Regions from separate parts of the Mus musculus genome. Here all the other regions are linked to region 4. A link is a loop called in an ENCODE intact Hi-C map of the cell type or tissue named here. Cell type or tissue: left cerebral cortex. All regions are shown on one strand. Links, peaks and the distances in the headings refer to the core of each region. The heading gives the core; the rest is flanking DNA. Region 1 overlaps 9830132P13Rik (RIKEN cDNA 9830132P13 gene). Region 2 overlaps Alpk1 (alpha-kinase 1). Region 3 overlaps Alpk1 (alpha-kinase 1). Region 4 holds the start of Neurog2 (neurogenin 2).

Region 1 (7,346 bases), core at 1,612-6,611, 320 kb after region 4:
TGTGGAAGGAAAGAAGAACTCACATTAAAATAGAGGGGCAGGTTTGGTGGTTGTATATGGGATGGATCCCCGGGTGGAGCAGTCTCTTCTTTCAGTCTCTGCTTCATACTTTGTCTCTGTAACTCCTTCTATGGGTATTTTGTTCACCAGACACTATTGTGGATGGCAATAAGTACTTGCTGACAGGAGCCTGATATAGCTGAGAGGCTCTGCCAGTGCCTGACAGATACAGAAGTAGATGCTTATAGTCATCCACTGGACTGAGCACAGGGACCCCAATGAAGGAGCTAGAGAAAGAGCCCAAGAAGTTGAAGGGGTTTGCAGCCCCATAGGAAGAACAACAATATGAACCAACCAGTACCCCCAGAGCTCCCTGGGACTAAACCACCAACCAAAGAAAATACATATTGGGACTCTTGGCTCCAGCTGTCACACAGGATGGTCTAGTTAGTCATTAATGGGAGGAGAGACCCTTGGTCCTGTGAAGGCTCTAAGCCCAAGTGTAGGGGAATGCCAGGTCCAGGAAGCAGGAGAGGGTGGGTTGGTGAGCAGGGGTAGGAGGTAGGGGGTGGGGTGGGGGATAGGGGATGGGGGACGGGGTTTTCAGAGGGGAAACCAGGAAAGGGGATAACATTTACATTTGAAATGTAAATAAAGAAAATATCTAATAAAAATAGAGGGATAGAGAGAGTGTCTTCCTTCCTGATTGTCACAGAATGCTGAAGTGGAAACAGGTTCGTCCAGCATTGGTAGAATGAGATACCCTTAGTTTTAGACGTTAAAAATGTCAGTGTTCTCAAGGCTGCTTGTTAGGACCACAGCTGGGAAAGGCCAGTTCACAGGGCGAGTGTCTTATCTGGTTATGGGAGCCGGGATCTGGCATGGAGACAATAGAATGAAGTAGGTGGATCTGTAAGGTCTCAACCAGGAAGATTTGCTGATTTCTCCCTTATTTTTATTTGAGTGTTTCTATCTGCACGTTGACCCATTTCCCAGATTCCACAGGCAATAGCTGCTGCCTTCTATTTCACGCTCACTGACACGGAACTGTAACAATTCAAAAACTTCTTTTGTCGGAACCATGCATGCCAGCTTCTTGGCTCCAGGTTGTTCTATGTAGTGTGTGTGTGTGTGTGTGTGTGTGTGTGTGTGTGTGTGTGTGCACTTGGATGTACACAGGCTTCTTCCTTAAGTGTACACTCAAAGCATGAACACAGCTGAGCAGACTTCTTCCTAAAGTGGATTTTCTAGGATGGTAAATAACGTGGCTAATACATAGCATTAAGCTAACTCTGCACTAGGTGGTATGGATGAAGAGCTTGTGTGTGGCTCTTTCATTTAATCCATGTTAGATATTCATAATGTAGGAATCACTGTCATGATCTCTGTTTTATAGATAATGAAACTGAGGGCTAAAGACGTCAGAGTCTTGCCTGATCTGAGCTCAGAGGCTTTGGTCCTGGATCCTGTGTTGGCCTCTCTCGATGAGGACCTATCAAGAGTTGCATTGAAAGGTGTGACAGAGGGAGGAAAGGAAGGCAGGCGTCCATGTGTCTGCCGTGTGACCTGTCCAAGAGAGGCTGATGCTGACACCAGCATCGTGTGGCGTTGCAGAAAAAGCCTTATGCCACCTGCTCTCCATGTGCAAAGAACTCCACCCCACCCCATTCCCCAATCTGGTTATGACAAAGGGCCACCATAAAGGCAGATTAGAGGCATTTCTTCTCAGTCATCTGGGAGTATAAGATGTGTGTGTGTGAGTGTGTGTGTGTGTGTGCGTGCGCGCGTGTGCATGCCTGCGTGCGCATGCGTGCGTGCATGTGTGTGTGACAGCTTCCAAGTTCCTTTTCCCACAGTCCCTTAAGCTTACATAAATGCTCTCAAAAATCATCCCCAAGCAAACAGTGATAGAATAAACAGTGTTTCAGGGCTTCTCTCCTTCACTGAAGGGCTAGCGAAAGAATTCTGGGAAGTCTTCCTCTCTAGAGGGTTCAGTGCCAATGGCCTTTGAGTATAAACAGTACTAAGTTTAGAATTTGTGTATATCTCAACTTAACCTCAGCTCATGGTTATCACAACAAAGAACTCCGATACATGGTTTCTACTCCTTAGAACTCTCCATAGCTTTGAATGTTACATCCTGCCTATCTTCGTGAAGTATATACCAAAAGAGAAGAGGGCTTACAATGAACAAGTTATGCACACGAAGCAGATGCTGTCATTTCTGTTTGTAATGAGAGGCATTTTTGTTTGACTGTAGAGAGGTTTTTTAAAAATTATTTTAATATATGAAATTGTAAGGAAAAAAATTAATAGAAAATATTTCCCATTAAGAGCTTGCAGCCAACGTGTAGGGAACAAACAAGAACTCACCATGGGCACAGACTTAAGTAGCTCTGAACAGAGATGAAGTTCAAAGGCATCCCTTGACCAAGAGAGGCTACCACTCTTGACTCTAAACGTGATCTCTGAGCTTGACTTCCAGCTGCCAGACATCCAGAGTTGTTTTATCCTGCATTGGGGTTCTTAGAATGATCTAAAGTATTTCTCCTTACTTTTTCAGGAACCCCCAAGAATCTCGAGCCTTCTCGATCTTGGGATTAACTTAAAATTGCTGTTTTTGAACCCTTAAAATCCTAGACTCCCAAGCATTGCAGTCACATAATTCATACTTTCTTTCTTTCTTTCTTTCTTTCTTTCTTTCTTTCTTTCTTTCTTTCTTTCTTTCTTTCTTTCTTTCTTTAATCAGAATTGGATCCGAAGAAAGCTGGTGGCAGCTCTCCTCTCCCATCTGTCCTCTCTGAGATGTAAGAATGGGAGCTCTCCTTACCGCAGGCCAGTTCTTCCTTTCTACCTGGCTACACCGGTGCCCTGGCATGCGTCTGCTCTGCTGCCCTCTGCTTTAAGTTTCTGAGTAAAGATTTTCAGAAACAAAGGACTCTGCATCAGCCTTATCCACCAACCAATGAATCAGGTAAGAAGTATTACTTTTCTTACACTTCTCTGATAGAAAGCAAACTTTCCTTTTATCTTAGAGTTAGTATATATTGATGATAAAAATAGGTTGAGCCGAGAGTTTTTATCCACACAAATAATGAACGTTCATTGTGCTTTCCACACGTCCAGCACCTCCTCTTACTGTCCTCTGATCCTGATATCCTTCCTATCTGCAGCATCTGACTTAGAAAGACAACAAGCATCCCTGTAAAACCTCATGTTTGGAAACTAGCAGGTTCGGGCAGAGGCCAGGAGGCCAGAAGTTTTGCAGATCTGAGTGTTTCCTAACTGCCAAGCATGCTAATGTGCATCTGACTTCTTTCTCTGTGAGCTTGACGGTCATGTGACCTACATCTTGCAACACTGCCTGTTCGATTGTACAAGCCGTTGGTAGGGTAAAACTAAACTGTAAAGATTTGAGTAGCATGAGCGTCACACAGTAAGTAAGCTTTTAGACACTGACTGACCTGGTCTCCCACTTTGCCTTTATCACTTTATTTAACCCTAATCACAATTTTATTTAAAAAATATTAATTTATTGAGATAATAATATAATTACATCATTTCCCCTTTTCCTTTCCTTCCCTCTAAACCTTCCCATATATTTCTCTTTGCTCTCTTTCAAGTCCATGGCCTTTTTTTTCCATTAATTTTTAACATGTATATGTGTTCCAAAATGCAAAAATACAACCTGCTCAGTCTATGTTACTTGTATGTATGTTTTTAGGGCTGACCATTTGATCTTAGATAACCAGCTAGTGTGTTCTTCACAGGGGAAGACTATTTATTTACCTGTAGTTTGTTTTGTAGGGTGGAGGTCTGGTGATCCCTGTCGGCTGTTGGAGAGGCCTTAGCATCAATCATTAGGTCCATTTGGGCCATTGCTTTATTATTTTCAAAGCCACAGCACCACCTACTGGCATATTGAAGAACAGTTCTGTATGTTAGATGGAGGAGAGAGAGAGAGAGAGAGAGAGAGAGAGAGAGAGAGAGAGAGAGAGAGAGAGAGAGAGAGAGAGAGAGAGAGAGATACTCCTGATGTCTTGGTACTTCTCTGTCCCCTCAAGCAATGACATCCGCTCTTGTAGACATTCTGACATGTCCTGTTTCCATTCAAACTAAGTGTTTCTCTGTTTATTGCTTAGTTTGTCTTTCTCCTGTTGCTTGAACGGGATATGTGCTCCTTCTTCGCTGATCCAGGCTGCTAAGCCTCTCAGTCTCAGATCTCAGAAGCTACCTCTGCCTGATAGCAGGGAGGACCCTCTCTGTGTACACTGTCCTTATGTCCAGCCACTGCCTTCTGAAGATCTGGCTTCTGATTTTTCAGTCCCTGTAACTTGCCTCTTTCTCCACAGAAGTCTTACTGCATGGACATATTTTTGAGCACGAAGACTCTTTGTCTTGACTTCGTTTTTCTTCCCTGGATGGACCCTTCATGACATCAACTCGGGAAAAAGGATCCTCTGAACTGGCTGAGCCCTCAGTGGGTTCCATAGTGACTGTCTTGCGTAGAACCTATAGGCCCGTGTTAAGTGTCTAGATACGCACCTTTCTCTTAAAACAGTTTGATTTAGCAGGGGTCACGAGGCCCTGAGGGCTGCATTTTAATATGTGCTTTGGGTGTAGGGTACAGACCTCGTACCTGAGAAATCCTAGTCTATGGGGTAAACTGTTCTTCCAAGCACAGACACTACTCTAGGTGGCTGAAGTGGTCCCTAGAGCTCCATCCTCTGCACGATGTACCTGCCTTTCTTCTCTAGGCACCTTCTGTTCTCTTTGATTTTTTTCTCTTCACACCCCTTTAGCTAGAAAATGCCTTCTTATCTTTTAAATCCCAGACCAAATACCACCTTCTCTTTAGGGATCTTTTATTTTATTTTATTTTATTTTATTTTATTTTATTTTATTTTATTTTTTTACTCACATCTTGCTTTCCCCTTTTGTGTACAAGGTTAATCTATGATCTTAAACTCAATTACAGTGCACATTCCAGTGTTTGTTCATATCTTGGGTCTAGCTATCTGTGGCCTTGGAGACATTGGAACTATAAAGCAGTTTCCCCAGCATGGTCAATGACCTTTTTTTTTTTTTTTTTTTTTTTTTTTTGCATCAGAGTCATGTAGAACATATAATGCCTGAATGAGTCCCATCCCAGATCTACTGCATAAGAATCTCTTCCATCCAACTAGCAACCAGGCCCAGGCCTGTTTAGTCTCCGAAGTCAGATGAGATGGAGTCCGGTCTGCGGTTTGATGAAACACTGGAGTCAGAATCTTTGGAGGAGGGGTCAGGGGAGGGAGTGTGCAGCCTGCAGTCGTTAGAGCAAAGAGTTTAGTGAGCCTTCTTCTGTCCATTAGCTCTTCAGAGCCACTGTTGTATCAACTGTAGACATTTGAGATGCCAGCTGAAGGGGGAAAGCCTGCATCAACTGCATTAGTTGACAGGACTTATGCTGGGCCAGTGCATTCAGACCTTTATGCGAAGCAAGGCCAGGGTGTTGGCTTCAGTGTTGGTCGGTGGCTTAATGGCTCTGCCAGTTACTTCCTACTTTGCACAGTCATTTGTTTTCAATTGGGGCCGCAGCCCCAAATGTAAAAGTATATGCTTGAGTGTAGCATCTCCTTTACTTATTAAACCTTTTATTAAACCACAATCTTTTTCTTTGAATTTCTTGGCTATAGACTCTACCGGCCTCCTAAGAGTAAAAGGATGAGTTACAACGTGGTCTTCCGCTTCTTTCTTGTGGATTTTGCTCCTGAACAAGTTGAGGGATCAGCAAAATAGCATAAACACTAGTTCAATGAGTCTTCTTGTTTCGTCTTTGTCTTTTTAACTCAGATGGTCTGGAGTACCTATCGACAAAAGGCACTCCACTCCACTTATCACCTTAAGAAACATTAATGGAAAAGTGTGTTAAGAATTTTCTTATAGTTCTGTAGTCGATAGCAGCATAATTACTGTGTATTCTTCATCCTAGACCAGCTCCATACTGAACTCTACTTCCATTTGACTCTCAACAATGCCAACAGTTTGACTCTGTCAAGGGAGCATAGGTACATATTGGCAGAAGACACAAGATTAGCCAAAATGACGAGAATTGTTTTATAGTCTGTAACAACGATTAAATACCTAGTGTGTGATGCAAGAAACTCATAATGCCCACCCCAGAGAAGCTTGCAAAGTCTATGTGAAAATATAATCACACACAAGCAGGCAACAGAGGGATCTGACTTGCTTTTCTGTTGCTGTGATAAATTACCCAAACAAATGCAGCTTAAAGGGAAAGCTTTGATGTTAGCTCACAGTCTGAAGGCCTAGCCCACCAGGGCAGGGATGTCCAGGCAGCAAGAGCTTGAGGCAGCTGGTTAAGTGGCTTCCACAGTTGGGAAGTAGAGAATGATGGTCACTCGTACTCAGCTTTCTCCTTTTTTTTTTTTCTTTTTTTTCTTCCAGAGCTGAGGACCGAACCCAGGGTCTTGCGCTTGCTAGGCAAGCACTCTACCACTGAGCCAGAACCCAAACCTGGATGTTAGGGTTGCTCTTCTCACCTCAGTGAACTGAACCTACATAGGCTCCACAGGAATGTCCAAAGGCCTGCCTCCTATACGATTCTATATCTTGTCAAACGACAATATTAACTTTCCTAAGGAGTGAGAAGTTTTTTTTCATAAAACTTACTTTGAAGCCATTACAATGTTGGAGGCTGTCTTAGAGTTTTACTGATGTGAAGAGACACCATGACCAAAGCACCTCTTAAAAAGAACATTTAATTGGGGCTCGCTTACAGGTTCAGAGGTTCAGTCCATTATCACCAAGACAGAAGCATGGCAGCATTCGGGCAGGCATGGTGCAGGAGGAGCTGAGAGTTCTACATCTTCATCTGAAGGCTGCTAGCAGAATACTGGCTTCTAGGCAACTAAGATGAGGGTCTTAAAGCCCACACCCACAGTGTCACACGTACTCCAGCCAGGCCACAGCTACTCCTACAGAGCCACACCTCCTAATAATGTCAATCCTAGGCCAAGCATACACAAAGCATCACAGAGGCAAACGTGAATGTCTAGCTTCTCTTCGTCCATTCACCCCTAGACTGTTTCTGACATTCTGAAGTTCAAATCGTCTCTCCTCTAAGTAGTACCCATTACTGCTCAGCTAGAAAAATGGTTTTCTGTTGTTTTGCTGTCCAAACTATGTCACGAATTACCAAATTATTATTATTTTTTCCTAAATCATTGCTAGGAATACGGCTTCAGTTTTATTCCACCATTTATTACAGTGTCAACATGCCCAGAAGTTTCTTCTGAACTGTAGCAGTCTGATAGATGGCTCCACTTCTTCTTGGGCTGAAT
Region 2 (7,346 bases), core at 1,591-6,590, 72 kb after region 4:
CCTTTGTCAAGATTGAAGGTAACACTTAATCTCTTAGAATGGGGAGATGGCTCAGCTACCAAGAGGCCTTGTTGTGTAAGCAGCAGTATCTGACTCTGGATCCCAGCATCCACACAAATGGCAGATGTGGCCTTGTTCACTTGTAACCCCAGCACAGAGGGTGAGGAGGGGACAGAGACAGGTAGATCCTGGGGGCTCATTGATTAACTGGCCTGACTGAATGGTTATCTTTAGGTTTAGTAAGAGACTCTGTCTCAATGGAATAAGGTACAGAGTACACATATACACATATAAATCACAAAACCCCACACATGACAATATTTAATATCTTGTTGGCCACACCTTTGAGTTGTTTTTGAATTCTTTCAGAATCCAGGATAGGAAGAGAGATTATTTATGGGATATTCTCAAAGATCACGACAGTAATACTACCTTTCTTCTAAAAGCCACCCATAGTCCATGTCCCTGTCTTTGAAGCAACCATGCGTTTTGCTTCTTGATATCCTTCTCCACCCCTGGCCCCACCAGAGCGCAGTAAACCTGAGAATATCTGTGTGACACATGGCTTTGACCACGGGAAAATGAACCTCAAAATGTCAAACTAAGACGTGTAGAAAGACATCGCTTGTCACTTCAGGAGGGAAAGAAGTGCATGTTTCAATGTGCGTGCTTGTGTGTGTGTGTGTGTGTGTGTGTGTGTGTGTGTACGCGTGTGTGTGCATGCATGCATAAACACACACATGCATGTGCCCGTCGAAGCTAGAAGAGGTCATCAGATCCCTTGGAGCTGGAGCTATATTTGCAAGGCACCTTATGTGGGTGCTGGCAACCAAACCCATGTTCTCTGCAGGAGCAGAACTCACTCTCAAGGATGACCCGTCAGCTCCTCACCTCCCTGAGTGCAGTCTCGAAGCCACATTTTTCCTTTGTCAGCCTATCTTCATTTCAGGATTATGTACGCTATTATTTACCACATAAGTAAGTTTATTTGAGTTTATTTACCACAATAGCGAGCAAATATATAATGTTACTGAGCTCTTTATTTCTCAAGTAAACATCACTCTGAGAAACAAATATCACAACGAGTTCGGTTGTCTCAGTGTCCTAAAGGGTAGGTTCAAAAGATAGAAGAGAAAGTTGACAGCTATACACATACTCAGGTCTATCTGATAAGGCCAGTGTCTGATCGAGAACCCTTTCTGTGGGCACCATGTGAAGGCTGTCCTCTGGTTAGCAGCTTCGGCTACCATGTACAGGTGGCAGGAACTTTCTCTTACTGTGTGCCCCTCATAGTTTGCTCAGAACCACTCTCTTCCTGTCAGCTTGTGTATGTCCCTGTACCTTAGAAGGTCCTCCGTGATGTGCTCTGACATGGCACTCCAGTACATGCTGCCCCTATAGTTCTGCTCCTTTCTCCTCGGAGTCCATTTGATTCAGGCAGTTGCAGCAGCTTCTGGAACCCAGGTTTGGGGGCAAGCTGCTTTCCAGATGTGGTCCCCACTCTTTCCTCACCAATACTAGGGAGTCCCATCTTAGTGGCAATGTCTATTTTCTGAGAAATCCTCATGTATCATTCTCCCCAGAACTCTGCAGTGGCCTTAGAATTGACACTAAAAAGGGAGATGAGAGGTTAAGTGTTTTGTTTTGTTTTTTGTTTTTTGTTTTTTTTTTTTTTGGTTTTTGTTTTGTTTTTAAGCTACAAATCAAATGCATCAGAGACATATAGGAGCCAGGCTCAGTTCCAATCTCTCTCAACACTTACCCTCACAATTTTAAAGTGCAAAATTCAATTATGCTAAAGACACATTTATTTTTTAATCTTGCAGTTTGAAAGAACAAATTTAACAACGCTTCCATTGCTGAAAAGCACCATTCTGCCCCCTGTTTCTAAGACTTACATTGGTTCAGATATCTAGTAGAATCACACAGCATTGGTCTATTTGTGACATCCTACTCAGTGTGATTCCTTTAAATGTCATCCTCATAGGATAGGACAAATTCCCTCCCCTGCTGAGGATAAGGAGTGTGCTCCCGTGTGTATGTACTCAACGTGTGCTGTTCATCCGTTTGTACATCAACACGTATCCAGGTTAATTTCTGCTATTGTAAATGGTGCCGACATCAGCACGGATGTCCAGTAACTCTTTGTGTGCTCATGTATTTGTCTGCGCATATCTACACGCGTGTTTTTCATGTGTGTATGTTTACGCGTGTACAGGCATCCATGTGTCTGTGTGGAGGTCAGAGGTCAACATCCTAGATCAGTTACTTCTTTCTTGCTCTCAGCTTTATTCTTTGAGGCAGGATCTCTCACTGAATTTGGAGCTCAATGACTGGTTAGATGCGCTGGCCAGTAAGTCCCAGGGATTCGGTTCCTTCCTGCAGACTTCCTCCCTAGTTCTGAGATTGTCGGCATGTACTTCTGTATCTGGGGTTTTTACACGGGTGCTGGGGATCAAAACTCAAGTCCTCTTTAGGTCTTAAGCAGCTTGTCTTTCTGTTAGTCTTGTCCTTTCACAGAGCATGGGACAGCGTGTTCTGGAAGGGCTGGCTTTGGAGATGACGTCAGAGTCTGGATGTTTATAAACTAGCTTCACGAGAGCTAAGCTGCATCACAGGACAAAAGTCAAGAAATCCACAAAGCACCCACCACGAGATAAGGTAAAATTTACAAGACTAACACGAATTGAAGCTACCAGTTGTGAAAGAAGCACATTCTATATAATCTACAGAAAGTAATCCCCAAAGGACAGGCAGTTATCACAGCTTTGTTTGAGAATATTCCAGAGAGTGGAGTAAAAATTAGGTATGCAAATGCAAGATGTAAAAAAATCATTTCAATCAAAGGTTAAAAAATGTAATTCCTAAACCGGGCAGTGGTGGCGCACACCTTTAATCCCAGCACTTTGGAGGCAGAGGCAGGTGGATTTCTGAGTTCCAGGCCAGCCTGGGCTACAGAGTGAGTTCCGAGACAGCCAGGGCTACACAGAGAAACCCTGTCTCGAAAAACAAACAAAACAAAACAAAACAAAAAAAGTAATTCCTGAGATGAAGCCACAGCTGTCTGTGGCTCATTTGTTTGTGGTGGTGTTGGGAATGAAATGTAGGGCCTCGTGCATGAAAGGTGAGCCCTGCACCAAAAGAGGTGTCTCTCTACTTTCCTCTGTATCCTAGCTCCTTGTGGGTTGCCCTAGCAAATGATGTAATCTCCCCAACCTGATCTAGTCTTGAATCATTGCTATTTGCAGTGCGGTTTCAGAATTATTGAAAACTCCCCCTCGGTGTTCAGTATGGTGGGGCTGCTTAATAAACGAGGCGACAGACACCATGAGGGAAAACCAACCAACCAACCAACCAACCATATCTGTCTCTCAGCGCCACACTCTTGTGTAGCAAAATATAAACCCATGGAAACTCCACCCCTACGCCCCCGCGTAAGCTGCAGTGGAGTTTCAATACTTTAAACAGAAATGACAAATTGAATCTATAAATTTTCTCCAGGAACATGGTGAAACCTCACACGTCTTTTTCATCTTTTCGTCCCTTCACCGACCCTGAGGACTAACCTCTCTGAGACTGGGAAAGCAAAAGGAAGCTGTGCAGCCTGTGTTCCTGGAGCACGTAGGAAGCTAGTTCTTCGAAGGGACCCTCCCAGCACTCTCCTGCGCGTGCGCGTTACTTTTTGCTGTCACTAACCCAGGAAACCCCTCCCCCAGCACCTGTAGGCACATTCTGCATCCCTCCCGAACGCGCCATATATTTGAGCAGGGAACATTGCCTAATCTATTTTCTCCCCTTCTACTCTTAATAGATCGGAGCACAAAAGCCCGAGAGAGGGTGACCTGCCAGACAAAAGGGCCTTTGAGTTTCTTGGAGAAGGAGACTTGGAGAACGATGGAAGGAATCCAAGTGGCCCTATTATTTCCACTTGCACTAATTAGACATTTTTCTGTCAGCTATTGAGCACTGCTGAGAGGCCAAACTCACTGAATTCATTTCTAAAGTGTTTACAGAAGTTTGCATCTGTTTGTGTCTCTTCAGGAGGAAAATAAGCACTTCAATAGCATTGTGCAAAATCTAAACGAAGCATCCTATTCTGGAGGCCCTGGCGTCCCCGCAGCTGCATAATTTAGCTCCGTTCGGGGGCCCGAACCTCTCGCATCTCTATCCAAAACCTATGAAGCAAAGTACAAGGACGTCAAGTCAGGAGACTCTCCTCTTCGCTCTCTTTTTCTCAGCCTCTCTCCTTTGAAGTGGCAGCGTGCTGCGTCCTACGTGCAGATTTGGGTGGTGTGGTTCTTGCAGCGCGGCTCTCCGGTTCTCTGTTTCTCGAGAAATTAATACCCACTTTCATTTGTTGCCAAGTGAGGGGACAGTACATTCCTCAGCAGCGAGGCAGAATACATCAGCCTTCTGGGAATCTCCCCACAGGCTAGGCTGCAGGGAGGAGGGTGAGGGGTATGCTCTGACATGAGAAGGGGAGGATGAAAGACGCAGGAGTGTGTGGTAGGGAAGGGACACTAAGGAATCTCCCTGCGTGGCAAAATGTGCCTGGGCTGTGCACAATTAGATTAAAATGAAAGGGAACCCCTGGCCCTCCCCAACCCCCCCTCCAAAAAAGAAAGAAACACACACACACACACACACACACACACACACACAATCCCCTCCTCTAATGGCTTACAATAGAGTAGTGCTTTTGAAATGGATATTGGTTCACACATATGAATCTTTGTTGTTATGGTGGTGGTGGTAGTTTGGGTTCTTAGACCCATGACTGACTTGCCATCTCTAGGGACTCAAAATTATGATCATATGCCATAGCAACAGAATTTCTGTGTTGCTGTGACCCCAGCAATCTCATGCTCAGAAACAAATGAATCCTACCCCTTTATCTTTCCTCAGAGGCTGTCTTCAGGGACAGAACAGACAGTTACTGTATTCTTCTTGCTGAGTGACCATGTTTAAATACGGTACTTAGAGACGGTGAAGAGACTTTACTAGATTCCTAAGGGGACAGGCGCACACTTGCGCACACAAAGCTACACGTGCCGACAGCCCACAAACATAGAGTTGTGTTGCCACAATTGTTTGTGGGATGGGAAATACGGGATTCTAATTGAGTTTTAGGCACAAAGGGAACTTCATGGCTAGGAAGCCGAGTCAGGTGGTGAAGGAATTAAACTCCACAAAGAGATTTCGATACACAGAAGATTGAAAAAATGCTAACAAGCCCTGTCTTTTTAAGGGCTGAGGCTGTAGAGCAGCCCCTCCTCCCAGTTCTGAGCCTCAAGTTTGGGTCCCAGCTACAAGTTCAAAGCCACAACGTGTTCACAGCAACTACAATGGCAGCTGCTCTCAAGGGGCTGGGTGAAGGGTTTCTGTGCCATCTGGCACTGTAATTGGCTGGAGCGGCGTGAAGGGAAATTATTGCAGCATAACAATTTGGAGGATGGAGAAAAAGGAAAGGAGGAGATGTAAGTGGGGAGGGGCAGGTTCTGAGGTGAGGACTTGGCAAAATAAACCAATGAAAAGTGATGGATGTCGGCATGGGAGTGTATCAAGGCAGACAACAGTAAAGGATAAGTGTAGAACCCACCAAAGCAGACGACTGAAGGTCAAAGGAAGACCAAATGTGGCATGCTCCATGTTAGTCTACCTACTAAATGGGAACAATAGAAAAACAGACACATCTTAAGATTAATGCCCAGGGCCTGTCAACTGTCACGAGCTCTCCTTTTTACCAATGGAAAAATGCAGATTCACCGACAACAGTTGTGAGATCTACTGCATCTCAGGACCTAGAGAGAACACACTGGTTTGCCCCCATCCCCCCCCCCACCACTTCCTCTGCTCGAATCTTTGGTAGAGGTACCAAAGTTAAATCAAGATCAGATTAGTGATCTAAACAGTCCCATATCCCCTAAAGAAATAGAAACAATCATTAATAGTCTCCCAACCAAAAAAAAAAAAAAAAAGCCCAGGACCAGATGGGTTTAGTGCAGAGTTCTATCAGACCTTCAGACCTTCAAAGAAGACCTAATTCCAATACTCCTCAAACTATTCCACAAAATAGAAACAGAAGCTACGCTACCCAAGTCATTCTATGAAGCCACAATTACTCTGATACCTAAACCACACAAAGACCCAACAAAGAAAGAGAACTTCAGACCAATTTCCCTTATGAATATTGACCCAAAAATATTCAATAAAATTCTCGCAAGCTGAATCCAAGAACACATCAAAATGATCATCCATCATGATCAAGTAGGCTTCATCCCAGGACTGCAAGGATGGTTCAATATACGGAAATCCATCAACGTAATCCATTATATAAACAAACTAAAAGACCACATGAACATCTCATTAGATGCTGAGAAAGCACTCAACAAAGTCCAAGACCCCATCATGATAAAAGTCTTGGAAAGATCAGGAATTCAAGGCCCATACTTAAACATAATAAAAGCAATATACAGCAAACCAGTAGCCAATATCAAATTAAATGGTGAGAAACTGGAAGCAATCCCACTAAAATCAGGGACTAGACAAGGCTGCCCACTCTCTCCCTACCTATTCAACATAGTACTTGAAGTCCTAGCCAGAGCAATTACACAACAAAAGGAGATCAAAGGGATACAAATTGGAAAGGAAGAAGTCAAAATATCATTATTTGCAGATGATATGATAGTATATGTAAGTGACCCCAAAAATTCCACCAGAGAACTCCTAAACCTAATAAACAACTTCAGTGAAGTAGTTGGATATAAAAATAACTCAAACAAATCAGTGGCCTTTCTCTACACAAAGGAGAAACAGGTTGAGAAAAAAAATTAGGGAAACAACAACCTTCAAAATAGTCACAAACAATATAAAATACCTTGGTGTGACTCTAACTAGGGAAAAACAAAGTATCAAAATAGGCAACCCTGTTACCACCTGTGTCTTCTGGGAACCGCTGAGCCACCTGCTTGTTAGACTCTGGACTCTTGGCCTCTTGAATTCAGATATAAATTTTGGCCAGTTCAATAATCACATTGATGATTTATCTGGCACACTGATCTCACTTGCCCACAACCTCTTGGGTTTGATGATCTTGTTTTATGTCAGCCTGGGACTCTACACCAGGTCTTCACTATCAAAAAGGCTTCTGCATTCAATGCCTTGACTTTGCATCCTTAGAACCTTTTTTCTTCATATGTTACCCAGTACTAGTCTTTAGTTATAGTAACAAAATATACTGAAACAAACTTGCCATTTTGACAGTGAGGTGCCTAACGGCTGTAGAGAATGGGCCTTCTGGTCTGCTTTTCATGGTCTTTCAGTAGTGCCAAATTCAAGAGTCATCT
Region 3 (7,346 bases), core at 1,250-6,249, 130 kb after region 4:
CCTTGGCAAGAAGACTACATTTAATAGAGTTCCCACCGGGGGTGGAGGAAGTGTAATGGATTTTCAACTAAGGGCCTCCATGTTGGTTAGCCCAACATTCTACCACCGAGTGAAAGTCCCGCTTTACACCTTGCAATCCAATAAATTATAAATCCAGCCTCACGCTCAGTCGTGAAATCACGAACTATTGCCAGTGTTCACACTTTCTTGCTCGTGCAGTGGTATGTAGTTCTCTACATGAGTTACACACATACACACACACACACACACACACACACACACACACACACACACACATACACATATACACACTGATGTCTGCTGCTTCACATGGGCTATACTGATGCTCATTAACTCTATAGTGTAGTCCAGAGTGGCACATATGTAGTGTTCATGGGACTGCTTATTTCTCTTCTTTACGTATCTGATAAGTAAATTCTTGCTAGAGATAACTTCTGAGAGGGTGTGTGCATCTCAGACAAACAGGCACACTTCCTTGGCAAGCTGCTGAGAGCCATGTGCTCTAGCAATGCTTCCCTTTTAACCTGCTTGTCAGAGAGCTCGGCACTTCTCCTCATTCCTGTTGTGTGGTTCCGTTCACCTCCCCTCCCAGGGTATTGGCTCCGTCCTAAATAGCTTACTGTCCTCTTGTGTGTATGCGTGTATGATGTTCACGCATGTGTATGGGAATACAGATGTGTGAGTGCTGGTTTCTCTCCATCTTATTCAGCCAAACAGGGCCTCTCAGTTGAACTCAGAGCTCACTTATTCTGCTAGTCCAGCTAGTAAGCTTGCTCTGCCTCGTCTCTATCTTCTGAGAGCTGGATTTATGGGTGGGCAGCTGTGCCCACCATTGCTATTTATGTGGGGCCTATTTATGAGAATCTCAATTCAGGTCTTCACACGTGGGCAGCAAACACTTTAAATATGGAGCCATCTCCCCAGCCCCTACCACCCAAGCTTCCCCATTAGTCTCTCCTGCACTTATTGGAGTACATTTTAATAGTGCATACCATGCTAATTCCTTTATAGCAGTACCTATGTAACTACTATGTAAGCAAATAAGCCTTGCCTTTAGCGAGACCGTCCATCGCTTACTTAGCGGCTCTGCTGCACAATATAGCTTGTCTTTATTGAATGCTTGCCATAGGTAGACACTGCAGTCCTGCATGCATGTGTGTGTCCTTGTGTCCTTGGCTGTTATATTCATGCCAGATACCCCAATGTCTACTCTAGGGCCACTACTTGAGGGTGACATGGGTCTTACTTCTATTTGGGTTGTCAGTAAGAGTCCGATTCTTAAAATTCCTCTTCAAACCACGTCCCTTTCCTGTCTGTCTTTCACTGATGGCATTTTAAAATCCAACCTTTTAAAAGAAGATATCTATTTTGTTTGAATCTGTGAATGTATGTATACGTGTGTCAGGGTACATGCACAGGGGTGTAGGTGCCTGTGGAAGCCAGAGACATCAGAGCTCCTGGTGCGAGTTACAGGTTGTTGTGTGCTGTCTTAAGTGGGTGCTGGGAGTGGATGTTGGCTCATTTGTAAGATCGGTGCACACTCTTAACTGCTGAGCTCCAGTCCCCCAAATCCACTCTGACATAGCATCATTTCCAAGTTTTCCTGGTAGTTTCTAGGTTTGCCATATCGTAGGTGAACTGTACCCTCATGACTTAAAAGCTGTCTGCAAACAAAAACTACCCATGCTGAGAGCTAAGAGTTCTACTCTGAAGATATGAAACTCACGAATTTATGAAAGGACAATGCAAAAAGCAAGCAAACATGAAGGTGGCAGGCAGCATGCTGGGAAATAGTTGCCAAGTGCTCACTTCTATCTCAGCTTCTTGAGCATGTGATGGGTAAAAATAAATAAATTAGATTAAGCACACCCTACTTATCTTATTTTTTCTATTTCTGCAGAATTATATTGTCTAATATTAGGTATATTGGGTATATTCATAGCAGTTGGCTTGTATTTCCCCTTCTAAATGTATCTTCACCTTACTCCCTCTCTTATCATATTCAAGCATGAGGCTTTATTCTTCCACCCACAGAGCATTTTCCAGGGTGCATGTCAGACAGAAGCAAAGAGGAGACAGATAACTAAGGCTCTGTTGTGTGGACTCCAGAAGCACACATTGGTGGGGAGCCTAGTGTGTGTGTGTTGGGGGTGGGGGGGGGCTGATAACTACAGCTCAGTGATAAATGGCCGGGCAGACGGACCATGGAAGCCCAGAGATGTCCCTTCACCTGACCCACAAGCCAAGAGGCTCTTTGGAAATAGTGACCCTGATTCGTAATGCAGCAAAAGGTCACCCATCTATCATGTTGGGGGAGTTGCAGGCCTTTCCTAGCTGAAAGGACCAACAAAACATCTCAGGCCACTGCACGGACACGCACACTTTGGAAAGTTGTGCCGGCTCCCCCCGCCCTCAACTCACCGCTATTTCTTTGTGGCCTGGGGTGGTAAAAATTCTACCTTACTCCAAGGTAGAATTTTTAAGTGAGGAAAAAAAATGTTTCTCAAGTAGAGCAAATAGATTGTTTGAGTGTTAAAGAGATAGATCCCTTAGGAGTGCTGAATGCCTGGTGTGTCACTGGGGAAATCTGTCAGCCAGCAAAAAAAAATTGATGTCAATAAAGGATGAGAATTGGTCTCTAAAGGGTTACCTCAGGGAGTTGGAAGAACAAACACTCACCAGCAGCCCCAAGCAAGCGCCCCGGCGTACATAATTATTTATCTAGCTAAAAGGTGCGGACACTGGGAACACAGCTTGGATTTGGGTTGTCCAGTGCTGGTGTGTTCATATATGGGAGAGGCTGCTGCTGAAGCTGCTTCTGGTCTCTGCTTGGCAGACCTTTCTGTAGCCTCAGACACTACAGCCAGTGTGGACTCTCAGCCAGATCCTTTCTCCTAGCTCTCAACAGTGTGTGTCACTTAGCAAAATCACTTCCCTGGACAGATGAATGGTCCCTTCAGAGAAGGTTCCCTCATGCTCTAAGGAGTCCTTTTGTTGTGGAACCACAATCCCACAATCAACCATTACTAATGTACCAGTTTTAGTTAGTACCTTTCCTCCTTTCTTTCTCTCTCTCTTCCTCTCTCTCTCTCTTCCTCTCTCTCTCTCTCTCTCTCTCTCTCTCTCTCTCTCCCCCTCCCTCCTTCTCTTTCTTTTCCTTTCTTTTTTCTCTTTCTTTTCTTCCTTTTTGCAAACCCCAAACCCCAGCTTTCTCCTCCGGGAGGTTGGCATTGCTCAGCATTTCCATTATCCAAGTTCGCCATCTACAGGTCATGCGGCTTACAAATTGCTATTAAGGTCTACAGAAGATGGAACCTCAGAGTTTGCTTGTGGTTTCTTACATGGAAAGTTTATCCTTTCTTCGTTACTTATCTACCCACGACTGAAGACTGTTGGTTGGCGTTGTAACCACTGTCTTGTTAGACGTGTATTGTTCCCCCTGTTTTATTCCTTACTGTTTAGGGAGCTACATCAGAATGGCAGTCGTGAGGATGCTGAACCGTAAGATTCAGGGCTGCACTTCTCAAGTCCATTTGCCTTTCTTTTGACCAACAGAAAAATCTTCTCCATCATGAATATTGGCATCACAAAAGCATCAACAACTTACACTATACTCCCTGCTCCCCCAGTACTGACCACTCAGCTTTTAACACTGGACTAAGAAATTTCAGGCATTTGTTGATTGGGCACTGTAAGGTAAATCTATGTGTTATTGTTATTCTCAATTACGAGAGGTCTGGTAGCTTGACCACAGTTCAAGGCTGTAGAGTTGGTTTCAGAACCTACATGCTAGAACCCTCCTAATTGTCTTCAAGTATTTTATCGTTATTTTTTCCAAACTTATGGTGATGTCAACAGCTCTTTAAACCAAAAAATCTCACCTCTTTTTCAAGTTTACCTGTGACCTCCAGGGCGGGGGAGTTGCCCTCCCTTTTGATGAACCAAAAAAAAAAAAAAAAAAGATTTCTTGCCCCATCTGCTACACAAGAACTGAGCAGGGAGGTAGAACGTGCAAAGTCCCCTGCATTACCAAGCCCTGCTCACCAGCCAGAAGCCTAGTGTGAGCCTGGAGCCTAGTGTGAGCCTGCCTGGCTCTTCTTTCCAGAGCTCAGGGTGACAAACACCTCCTGACTAGGACTGATCCTTCCTGTAGGAACTAAACAAAGCCATATTCGATTAACAGTGCCTGGATCTATGTGCACAGATGCCCTCTGTCTGCAAAAGACCCCTCACATTAGGATTTGGGTTACAGTTTCTTCAGGGGTTAGCTTTAACCATGGGCCATTAGCTTTTACTTTAGGCCATAATCCCTTTATTATGCATGTATATACATACATATACATAAATTTACATGTACACACACTCATATATATGTGTGTATGCATATATATGTGTGTGTATATATGTATGTATATATATGTATGTGTGTATGTGTATATATGTATATATATATATATATATATATATATATATATATATATATAGTGTTTTAAGTTATACTTTGTATCAAAAGGATAAGAGTCACAAAGGGAAAACAGAGGCATGCCCACTTCTGTAACTCAGTGATTTTGAGACAGCTCACTAAGATTTTTGGTATCCAAGAGTGTAACTGGAAACTAGGCGATTGTAGGATGAGGCTCTCAAGTTCTTAGGTTTAATTTGGTTGTGGGAACTGAATACACCCAATTAGTTTTGACATAAGTGGGTTTACTGGACAGACACAAGCGTGTCTCTTAGCCATATGGCCAGGAAACTATCTTTGTGGAGGACTAAACCCAGGAATTGGAAGCTGTTAGAGAAGCTGTCTGCATCTGTCTTTCTTGCTTCACAGTACCTCCTATGTGCCAGGAGCCATGTTAATTGGCTATGGGTGCAGAAGGTAGGCTCTGGGGTACCTCTCTCTAAAAGCACTTCTGACCAGATCTGTTTGCATGATTCACGCCCTGACTCAACAGAGACTCAGTCACATCATCCACAGCTCAGACATAAAGACTTAGCAAATCCATGGGTTCAACAACTTCTGGAGTTAGTTCTCCATCCCTACTCAATCAGAAACAGTAACCCAAGGCATGGAGCAATCTCAGTAGCCAGGAGGAGCACAGCAGACATGAAAGTGGGATGATGAGATAGGAAATGATTGATCATTGATCAGTCTGGAAGGGCCCATCTCACTGTGGGTAAGGTCACCTCTGGGCGGGTTTTCCTGGGTACTGTAAGAATGTGAACTGAGCAAGCCATGGGGAGCAAGCTGACAATCAATGTTCCTCCATGGTCTTCACTTCAGTTCCTGCCTCCAGGTTCCCACCTTGATTTCCCTTTATGATGATGATGGACTGTGACACTGATGTGTAAGCCAAATAAATCCTTTTCTTCCCTAGTTGCTTTTGATCCTCGTGTCACTGTTTGGGTAGAAACCAAACTAGGATAGGGATAAAACAAAAATGTCAACTTTATGATATAAGGTAGTTTTTAAAACTTTCTGTATCTCCCACTTTGCAATCTGCCTAATATACACATTATATTTGGATATACATCCAAGTGTGTGTGTGTGTGTGTGTGTGTGTGTGTGTGTGTGAGAGAGAGAGAGAGAGAGAGAGAGAGAGAGAGAGAGAGTCTGAGACAGGGTTTCTCTTGAATGTCCTGGACCTAGCTCTATAGATCAGGCTGGCCTTGAACTCACAAAGATCCTCCTGCCTCTGCCTCTCTAGCACCAGGATTAAAGGCATGCACCACCACCACCAAGCAAGAACACCAGCTCTTAAAAATTAAAGTCTATGGCAACTGTCTTCCACTAATGTAAACGAATAAAATTTTTCTGGTCATTTGCTATGCACTAGAGTCCAGTGTGGCTATAAGGCTGACAAAGACATTAGAACTTTCAAACTTGGGCTTCCCAGATGGTTGAATGTGTGTTTTTGAGGAAGGAGAGATTTCCTAACACGAGGCTCTGTTCTGAAGACCAGCAGAGGCTATCTATACACAGAAGAGCAGGAAGATGCCAGTTAGTGATGAGTGCCAAGCTGGCCCTGAGGAGCAGGTGACAGTGCAGAGGTGCACACCAGGCGCGGGAGTCTGGATGGTGTTGCAGTGAGGGCAGAGGAGCATGATTCTATGGACCATGTCAGCTGTCTCAGGTCCAGGCTTGGGCCCATGGAAGTTCCCATGGCAGAATATAGATTGCTGAAGTGTTTCATAGAAGACAGGAAATGGGAAGTAAACTCATGAGAGATTCAAACTAGAGATATTTGGGAATCATCCACGTGGGGAAGACTCCTTAGTCTTTGGTACAGGCAAAGATAACCTGCCGAGGATGTAGCTCAGATGCTGAGCACGTGAATAACAGATTCAATCCTTGGTATTGGGCAGGGGGCGGGGGGAGATAAACTATGAAAGGGATCCAGAATCAGCCAGAGCCAACTGGGCACTGTCTCCAACCTGACCCCAGTTGCTCAGTCAACCCAGGTCCAGGAAGTGACGTGACAGATATGGGCAGAACAAGTCCAAGGAACTGTAAAAACACAAGCAACTCACGTGGCCAACAAAATGTAGGCAGACTCAGCAGACTGACAATTAAGGAGGGTGAAGACGATGCCCGTAAAGACAGGGAACACAAGACCTTAGGGCCGGGGGAGGGGGGTGGTGGAATCAGGGCTTTGAGTGGCCTAAGAAAAGGTTTTCCAGCTACGGTTATGTTAGTGACACCTGACTTGAATCATGAAGACAGTCACAGGGAGGTGGGGGTGGGAGTTGGGGGGCTTGGGGTGTTTTACAGCTCTGTAAGCTGGCAAAGTTATTGTAGCAATTACTCAATCAATACTTCCTGATTTTCAAAAATTTGCCCCTTATCCATTCTCTCTCTCTCTCTCTCTCTCTCTCTCTCTCTCTCTCTCTCTCATCCTCTCTCTCTCTCTCTCACACACACACACACACAGACAGACAGACAGACAGACAGATAGATAGATATTATCAATATTAACAGAAATCTCCACAAATACTACTTTGTCACACTATGCTATTTCATAATATTTTCTTAAATTTTAGCAAAATGTGTTTCAGGAATTGAAAGCGAGTCCATTCTGAATACGACCTAGGATGTCGGCGGAGCAGGCTGTTTGTGCCCTCCCCATTACCCTTGGTCTTCCTGTTTTAAAGCTGCTTAAATCCATTCCTCCTACAGTACCACTGCCGCCCTCTAGTGGTGGAGCATAACAGCATACACTTGAACTCCATTTCCGTATTAACAAAAACAGGGTGCTGCTCTAAAAAGCAAAGATAGATAGATAGATAGATAGATAGATAGATAGATAGATAGATAGATAGATAGA
Region 4 (7,346 bases), core at 821-5,820:
ATTTGTTTTTAATGGTCTTTGATCATTTCATCAGATCCTACTGTTCCCATCCTTTATTCTATTCAAGTTTATGAACAAACACAAACTCCGCATCCACTCCCACATGTTCCTTAAATCCCCATCCGTTCAGCCAAGGCCAAACAGACCCTTAGTGGGGGTTTCTTTTAGGAAGAATTTGAAGGGTGGTTAAGTGTTTGGTCTCAATGCTAACTACGTAAGGTCGCGTGCACCTGCAACCATGTGGGCTGTCCGACAGCTCTCACTCCAAATATATATTTTTTGCCTTCCAGACTATTCGGCTTCTTGCGAGTTTCTAGACAGAGCTAGAGACTCAAAGGAAGAGTCTCTGAGAGGGCCGGATGGCGTGTGTTGAAGTCCAGTATCGTCTGTGCCTTCCCATTATTTCAGTCCTGTCTACAAGGGAAATTAAAGTGTTCCGAGAGGATCTAGCGGGAACTAGATGAAATAATGCTTTTACATTTAGGAAATGTGCTTTTTTTAAAGGGGGAAGAAATGAAAGTTTGACAGAAAATACTGGAGGTTGGGGTGCTGCAAAGATCCAGACTATTTCCCTGGATGCTAATTTTGCTTTTCTTCGGCTCCACGCTCTCCAAATCCTGCTCCGTAGCCCTCTAAGGGAACTAAACACACGCAAACCGTGCCAATGCGAACAGTGCTCTGGCTGAACTCTTCTCTGAGATTCAGCTCATTTTCAGTCCCAACGAACTAAGGAGCCAGAGACCTGCGGATAATCTCTTTCTCTGGCTCTGGTGGACTGCTAAAGCCCCTCCCAAGACTCTCCTTTCATCCTCGCAAAAAAGGACCCCGCGACCGGTCCCAGATGACACTCAGGACTCACTCACTTCTGGGACTCTGGTTCTGCGTCTAGTGGTAAAGGGGAGGGACAGACAGCAATTCAGAACAAGTTTCCTCTCAAGTCCAGCAGGGAGCTAGAGCTCCTTTCTATTTTTTTTCTCCCCATTGAAAAGGCAGAATTGGGAGGACAGGCCCTATGTCTCAACAACGCCCCCCAGAGCGGAGCAGAGGTCATACAAGTGTCAGAGTGATCCACTCGCTCCTAGGAGCAGTAGCACGCCTGCCTTTGCCACCCACACAGGAAGCCACCTTATAGTATCATCTGGCTCTAACCTGTTGTTGGTACCCATCCCCTTCCGCACCAGAAGCCCCCCAAATTACGTCAAGGCGTGAAGCCTCACTGTGTCTCAGGGAAAATGGGTGTGTCAAGTGAGTGCGTTTATTTTATTTTATTTTATTTTATTTTTTTTTAATGCTCATCAATTGCTCTCCGACCAATTTCCCCTTCTAGGGGACGTCTCTGTGAACTCCTAATGTTTCCCAAACAGTCATAGACACGTTTCTCTAGAACTCAGGCACACTCTCTCACAACGTGCCTCCTGTCTGGCACACGTACGTGACCCCTTCCTTTTCCTAATTAGACTAAGGTGTTTTAAAACCCGTTTTCTAGTTGATACGGCCCCAAAGAGGCTTTGCCGAGACATGGCCGGCAGCACCACCAGGCTGCCTTCTCCGGGATTCTGACTCTCACTAATTCAAGGCTCCGGTCGCCCGCCCGTGAGACCCCGGCTGAGACGGGCGGGACGCGTATGGAGGACTCGGGCGGGAGCAGTAGTCGGGGTGCCCCCCCCCCCCCCCGCCATGGGCCCCCAGCACTCGGGCCCCTAATGAGCTGCTGAAAGGGAGCGGGCTCCGGTGCGCGTGGCTCGCAGGCCTCCCGGAGTCCCGGGAACACTGATTGGCCAGCTGCGCCTCGCGACCTCCTTTCATTAATAAATTAGCGGCACGCTCCAGCCGAGCGCGAGCCACCAATCACAATAGACAGCGGCGGCGACAACAGCCGCAGCTTGAGCCACTGCCGCCGCCGCGGCTTCGGTAGCTTGGGCTGCAGCCTGGAGCGCCAACAGGAGCTTTAGAACCATTTTATGCTGATTAGATAAAGGGGGGACGGAGGGGCGGGGGTGATGGAGGAGGAGGATGGATGGCCAGGCCAGGGGAGGGGGAGAGGGACTAAAGAAAGGGAAAGAAATGAATGATGATAATACGATGAAAAGAATAAGCTGGGGAGGGAGAGCGGGGGACCAGGACAGGCGGAGGAGGAGAGGGCGGGGGAAGGGTAGGTGAGGAGGGGGCCCCGGGGCAGATCTGATTGTTTTCTTGGTGGTATATAAGGGGTTTTAAGGAGAGTCGTGTGCCAGACACGCAGCCACTGAACCACAAGCAGCTCGGCTTTAACTGGAGTGCCTTGGAGTCGCGTGCCAGCAGCCACACGGCCAGGGACTGACTGACAGACAACCACGCACGAGAACGACAACACACGAGACTCGGGCGAGCTGCCGCGGTCGTCCGGGCTCTTGGCAAAGTCGCCCAGCCGAGAGGCCCCCCCGCGGAGGTGCGCCTAGGAAGCGCCAAGCCCGCGGCGCGGAGGACACCGTGCTCGGTTCCGGGCTGCGGGGACATTCCCGGACACACACCGGAGCAGCAGCTGCGCCGCGACACATCTGGAGCCGCGTAGGTAAGTGTGCATGCCGCGGCTCTCCACTTCGCAGGCAGTGTCCCCACGCAGGCTCACGCCGCCCACGCTAACTCCATCGCTCTAGACGCAGTGACTTCTGTGACCGGCAGAAGGTGGCTCGAGCCCGGGGCGCTCCTCCCCAGCTCTGTCCTCGCCATCTTCGCGAATGCACATTGAGGGAGATGGAGGGGGGGGGGGCGGGGCGCGGCGCCAGCGACACTTTACCCTGTCCATTCTGGGAATAAATTTCATCTGCCTCTTCTTTCTCAGGATGTTCGTCAAATCTGAGACTCTGGAGTTGAAGGAGGAAGAGGAGGTACTGATGCTGCTGGGCTCGGCTTCCCCGGCCTCGGCGACCCTGACCCCGATGTCCTCCAGCGCGGACGAGGAGGAGGACGAGGAGCTGCGCCGGCCGGGCTCCGCGCGTGGGCAGCGTGGAGCGGAAGCCGGGCAGGGGGTGCAGGGCAGTCCGGCGTCGGGTGCCGGGGGTTGCCGGCCAGGGCGGCTGCTGGGCCTGATGCACGAGTGCAAGCGTCGCCCGTCGCGCTCACGGGCCGTCTCCCGAGGTGCCAAGACGGCGGAGACGGTGCAGCGCATCAAGAAGACCCGCAGGCTCAAGGCCAACAACCGCGAGCGCAACCGCATGCACAACCTAAACGCCGCGCTGGACGCGCTGCGCGAGGTGCTGCCCACCTTCCCCGAGGATGCCAAGCTCACGAAGATCGAGACGCTGCGCTTCGCCCACAATTACATCTGGGCGCTCACCGAGACTCTGCGCCTGGCGGACCACTGCGCCGGCGCCGGTGGCCTCCAGGGGGCGCTCTTCACGGAGGCGGTGCTCCTGAGCCCGGGAGCTGCGCTCGGCGCCAGCGGGGACAGCCCTTCTCCACCTTCCTCCTGGAGCTGCACCAACAGCCCGGCGTCATCCTCCAACTCCACGTCCCCATACAGCTGCACTTTATCGCCCGCTAGCCCCGGGTCAGACGTGGACTACTGGCAGCCCCCACCTCCGGAGAAGCATCGTTATGCGCCTCACCTGCCCCTCGCCAGGGACTGTATCTAGAGCTGCGGGTCTCCCTCTCTCGTCCTCTACCCGGCCCTCTTCCCATCCTTCTCCCGCCCCTCACCCTCCACGCCCCGGACTCCACTTCACAGAGCAGAGGTGGCCCTTGCAATCCCCTCGGCGGCTGGTGCATTCGGGGGTGGAGACCAGCTCTGGTTTATTGAAGATGTGAGGATTTATGGTCAAAGAGGACTATGGCGTGTGGGAGTGGGGGCTGGCGTGGGGAACCTCGTAAGACTGTAAAAGACACTGAGAAAAAGTACCATAACTAACGAGTGTGCAGAGCAGACTGACGCTCCTCCCCTCTCTCAGAGCTGCTGGAGGAGAACTCCGGGCAGGCAGTTCGTGTGAATCTCTCAGAGGGAATGCAACTGGTCCCTGTGATCTTTTCACCTTCGTTTCTACATAGAGATGTTAATGTCAGTCGAAAGAAATGTATTTTAGCATCTGAATGAATTTACTGGTAATAATATTATCCACACATTTGCAATGGCTGGCATCTGCTCTATTCCCATTGCTGTCTGCAGGCTGTGGGAATTTCACCTGTCAAACCAAACTTTCCCTCTCTGATGTGCACTTTGTTTTTTTCCCAGATTCGTCACAATGCCTATTGTCCCGCCCTTCTTTTTGCTTTTTTTCTCCATTTTGCCATCTGTCTCTTATGATTTATAAGGGGGAAAAACTTGTTTTGTTAGAGGGCCAGGTTAGAAGTCATTGTATAATTTGTAGGCTTTTGTAAGGGTTGAATGCAAGCGTGGAAATTTAGGCTGAATTCTCTATCAAAAGAAAAAATGTGAAGGAAAAAGGAAAAATCAGGAGGGAGGATTGCTTCATGCATTATTTATCTCGACCTTTTAGGGGAGAAGGAACTCCCCCATCCTTTCAAGAGATTAAAAATAAATCAACAGTCTGAAAACCTAAGCAGACACGGGGCATTGCCAGGATCAGCCACACACGTGTTTCCTTCTATTTATTTTGAAGAAAAATTTCATGGGAAAGTATGTATTTTTTTGTATATTCTACAGAGTTTATTCTAGTATGTATTTACATCCCGAAGAATAAGAAAATTGTTTTGTGATTAAGCTATAAATAAAGTATCTAATTTTCATAAGTTTGTATTGAGGTTTGGCTTTTGCGTTTGTTTCTGATGTGGCTGGCTTTTAATACAGAATGAGTTGTATTTTACTAAAGTTTTCACATATTGAATTGAGTATATTTGTATCTTGGGTCATGTTTGATGTGGAATTTCACTAAGAAATTACAAAATATGGGATCCTACTTGAAACACCAACCCTGAAATTGGAGTATGAAATCCATCACAAACCCACATTCTGTTTTTAAGAAATCACTTCTTAAAGGCAGGCAGATTTCCATGAGTTCAGGCTTAGTCTACAGAGTGAATTCCAGGCCAGCCAGGGTTACACAGTGAGACCTTGTATCTAAATAAATAAATTAACAACATACTGAGCTGGGGACAAGTTCAGTGGCAGAACTCTGGATGTTTAAATCAATAAATACATGCTGCCTGGGCAACGAAGAGCAAAAGTGGGGATCTTAAATAATAATTATGTCACAACAGACTCCAGTGTTCAGAAAAAGCTTTATTTTAATAGCAGGAGGTTGAGTAGGCTGTAGTGATGCACGCCTTTAATCCAGCACTTGGGAGGCAGAGGCAGGTGAATCTCTATGCTAGCCTGTACTACACAGTGAATTCCTGGACACAACCAGGGTTATGTAGAGAGACAGATGTTGCATATCTGTTAATTGAGAGAGGGAGAGAGAGAGAGAGAGAGAGAGAGAGAGAGAGAGAGAGAGAGAGAGAGAGAGAGAGAGAGAAAAGAAAGAAAGAAAGAAAGAAAGAAAGAAAGAAAGAAAGAAAGAAAGAAAGAAAGAAAGAAGGAAAGAAGTTTTTTGGTACAGTGTGCAAATCTGTTTTTGCAGTTAACTTCTTTTGGCTTCACCTTTCTTTTGCTGTTGTTTTGTTTTTTGAGGGAGTTTCTGTTCTAGCTGTCCTAAAATTCAATTTGTAGACCAGGCTGGCCTAGAAATCACAGAGAACTGCCTGATTCTGCCTCCTAAGTGCTGGGATTAAAGACCTGTGCCTCACCACCATGCCTGGTTCTCCTTTATGACCTTTTTTTAAAAACAATTTTTTAATTAGATATTTTCTTCATTTACATTTCAAATGCTATCCTGAAAGTCCTCTATACCCCCTCCCCGCCCTGCTCCCCAACCCACCCACCCCCGTTCTTGGCCCTGGGATTCCCCTCTACTGGGGCATATAATCTTTGCAAGACCAAGGGCCTCTCCTCCCAATGATGGCCGACTAGACCATCTTCTGCTACATACGCAGCTAGAGACACAAGCTCTGGGGGTACTGGTTAGCTCATATTGCTGCTCCTCCTATAGGGTTGCAGACCCCCTCAGTTCCTTGCATACTTTCTCTAGCTCCTCCACTGGCGGCCCTGTGTTTTTTATGACCATTTTTAAACTGAAGGAACTGTATATTGATCCCTCATAGAACATCTTTTTCTTTTTAGTTTATTATGGATGGTTGGTTTTGTATTAGGCACTTTAACAAGCTAGTTGGCTTCAAAGGTCAAAGTTCTAGAGAAAAGGAGACATTCAGAGTTAGTGTAAATTCAAATAATACCCAGAGAGAAATAGCTTTGCGTTCTATTCTTTGTTAAAGTTATTTGAAGAGGAGGCAAAATGGCTACGACTTACACCTCATCCTCCAAACACTTCAATGACCAAGCAAAAGTTGACCACATTCAAGAATTAAGCCCTAGATGAACAGATGCAAACAGAAAATCATTCAATTAAAAGAGTTAGCTGGCCAATGTATCTTCTTCCTATAAATGTCATATCTGTTTTTGCTTTGAGCTAAATGTTCCTTTGCATAGAGAAATTACGGCTTCTTTTGAGGTCTCTATCTGAAACTGTCCACACTCATAGGGATTTTTTGAGGTTTAATACCTTTACATGTTTTAAACATTTATTTTGTACATAGGATGTTGTGCCTGCATGTGTGTCTGTGTGCCACATGTGTGCAGTGCCAGAAGAGAGAGTTACCACCATGTAGTCGCAGGAAACTGAATCTACATCATCTGGGAGAGCAACCAGTGCTCTTAAAAGCCACCTCTCCAACTCCAGTGTTTAAAATCTTAATAACTACATTGTCTTCAATCAAAGGAAGATTCAACCCGAAGATTTTGCTTAGCTTTCATACTGGACAAAGGAGGGCCTGTTTGACCCACCTCCTTCTTGTGAGATGCTAGGAACTGAACCCGGTGTGTCCTGGATGTGAGGCAAGCTCTCTCCCAATGAGCTGCCTTTCCTGCTCAAAAGCAATTCCCCTCCTTTCTCTTTACAATGTGGTGATACATTATGGATACAAGGTGATATTTTTCTACTCATGTCTATGCTTTTAACAATCAAAAGTCTAAATTAGCAATCAGAGGACTGTTAGTGTAAAAGTTTGAAAACAAACCTGTCTGTCAGTTGATGATGGTTATAGCCATAAGCTTTCTCTGAAAACTGCCTGAGGAAATAGCAGTTGAGGGGGTCCCATAGCCAGGTGTCCTGAAGGTCTAGGCTCAGCCACTAAGGCTTGGAGTAATGTCAACAGCGGGTTGATGGGTTGATGACTCAACCCCAGGCATCCGGCAGTCTCACCTCTACAGTTTCTCCAGCCCCAGAGGTTTGCTCACTGCCTGGAGGTGCAAGCTT

The links. A loop is a pair of places that touch in the nucleus more often than their neighbours do. Peaks named below come from ENCODE experiments on the same cell type or tissue, not always from the same donor. Only the 100,000 strongest peaks of a DNase experiment are listed, where the experiment ranks them.
Region 1: a loop joins it to region 4, with 2.8 times the contacts of the local background. A loop is called at or near these places in 36 of 42 quality-filtered maps.
Region 2: a loop joins it to region 4, with 2.6 times the contacts of the local background. A loop is called at or near these places in 4 of 42 quality-filtered maps.
Region 3: a loop joins it to region 4, with 5 times the contacts of the local background. A loop is called at or near these places in 36 of 42 quality-filtered maps.

What each region holds. Positions count from the first base shown.
Region 1 is chr3:127,945,200-127,952,545 of GRCm38, forward strand. 9830132P13Rik (RIKEN cDNA 9830132P13 gene) reads left to right here. Exons shown (of 5, transcript NR_040552.1): 4 at 2,750-2,974; 5 at 6,451-7,346. Among named protein-coding and RNA genes, the nearest start is that of Gm35667, 22 kb to the right of the region's middle. In left cerebral cortex, for the core only: CTCF peaks have their summits at 3,892 (motif pointing left) and 4,093; a DNase peak (open chromatin) is centred at 3,897.
Region 2 is chr3:127,701,941-127,709,286 of GRCm38, forward strand. The region is part of intron 3 of Alpk1 (alpha-kinase 1); the gene reads right to left. Among named protein-coding and RNA genes, the nearest start is that of Neurog2, 72 kb to the left of the region's middle. RefSeq lists an enhancer at 3,308-5,308. In left cerebral cortex, for the core only: no CTCF peak of the experiment used is centred there; DNase peaks (open chromatin) are centred at 3,924 and 4,249; H3K4me3 peaks cover 876 bases.
Region 3 is chr3:127,756,102-127,763,447 of GRCm38, forward strand. All of the region lies in intron 1 of Alpk1 (alpha-kinase 1), which reads right to left. Among named protein-coding and RNA genes, the nearest start is that of Alpk1, 21 kb to the right of the region's middle. In left cerebral cortex, for the core only: a CTCF peak has its summit at 3,297 (motif pointing left); a DNase peak (open chromatin) is centred at 3,289.
Region 4 is chr3:127,630,907-127,638,252 of GRCm38, forward strand. Neurog2 (neurogenin 2) reads left to right here and starts at 2,230. Exons shown (of 2, transcript NM_009718.3): 1 at 2,230-2,551; 2 at 2,822-4,725. The coding sequence starts at 2,823. The coding sequence ends at 3,614. In left cerebral cortex, for the core only: a CTCF peak has its summit at 3,348 (motif pointing right); DNase peaks (open chromatin) are centred at 1,900, 2,463, 3,384 and 3,858; H3K4me3 peaks cover 2,399 bases.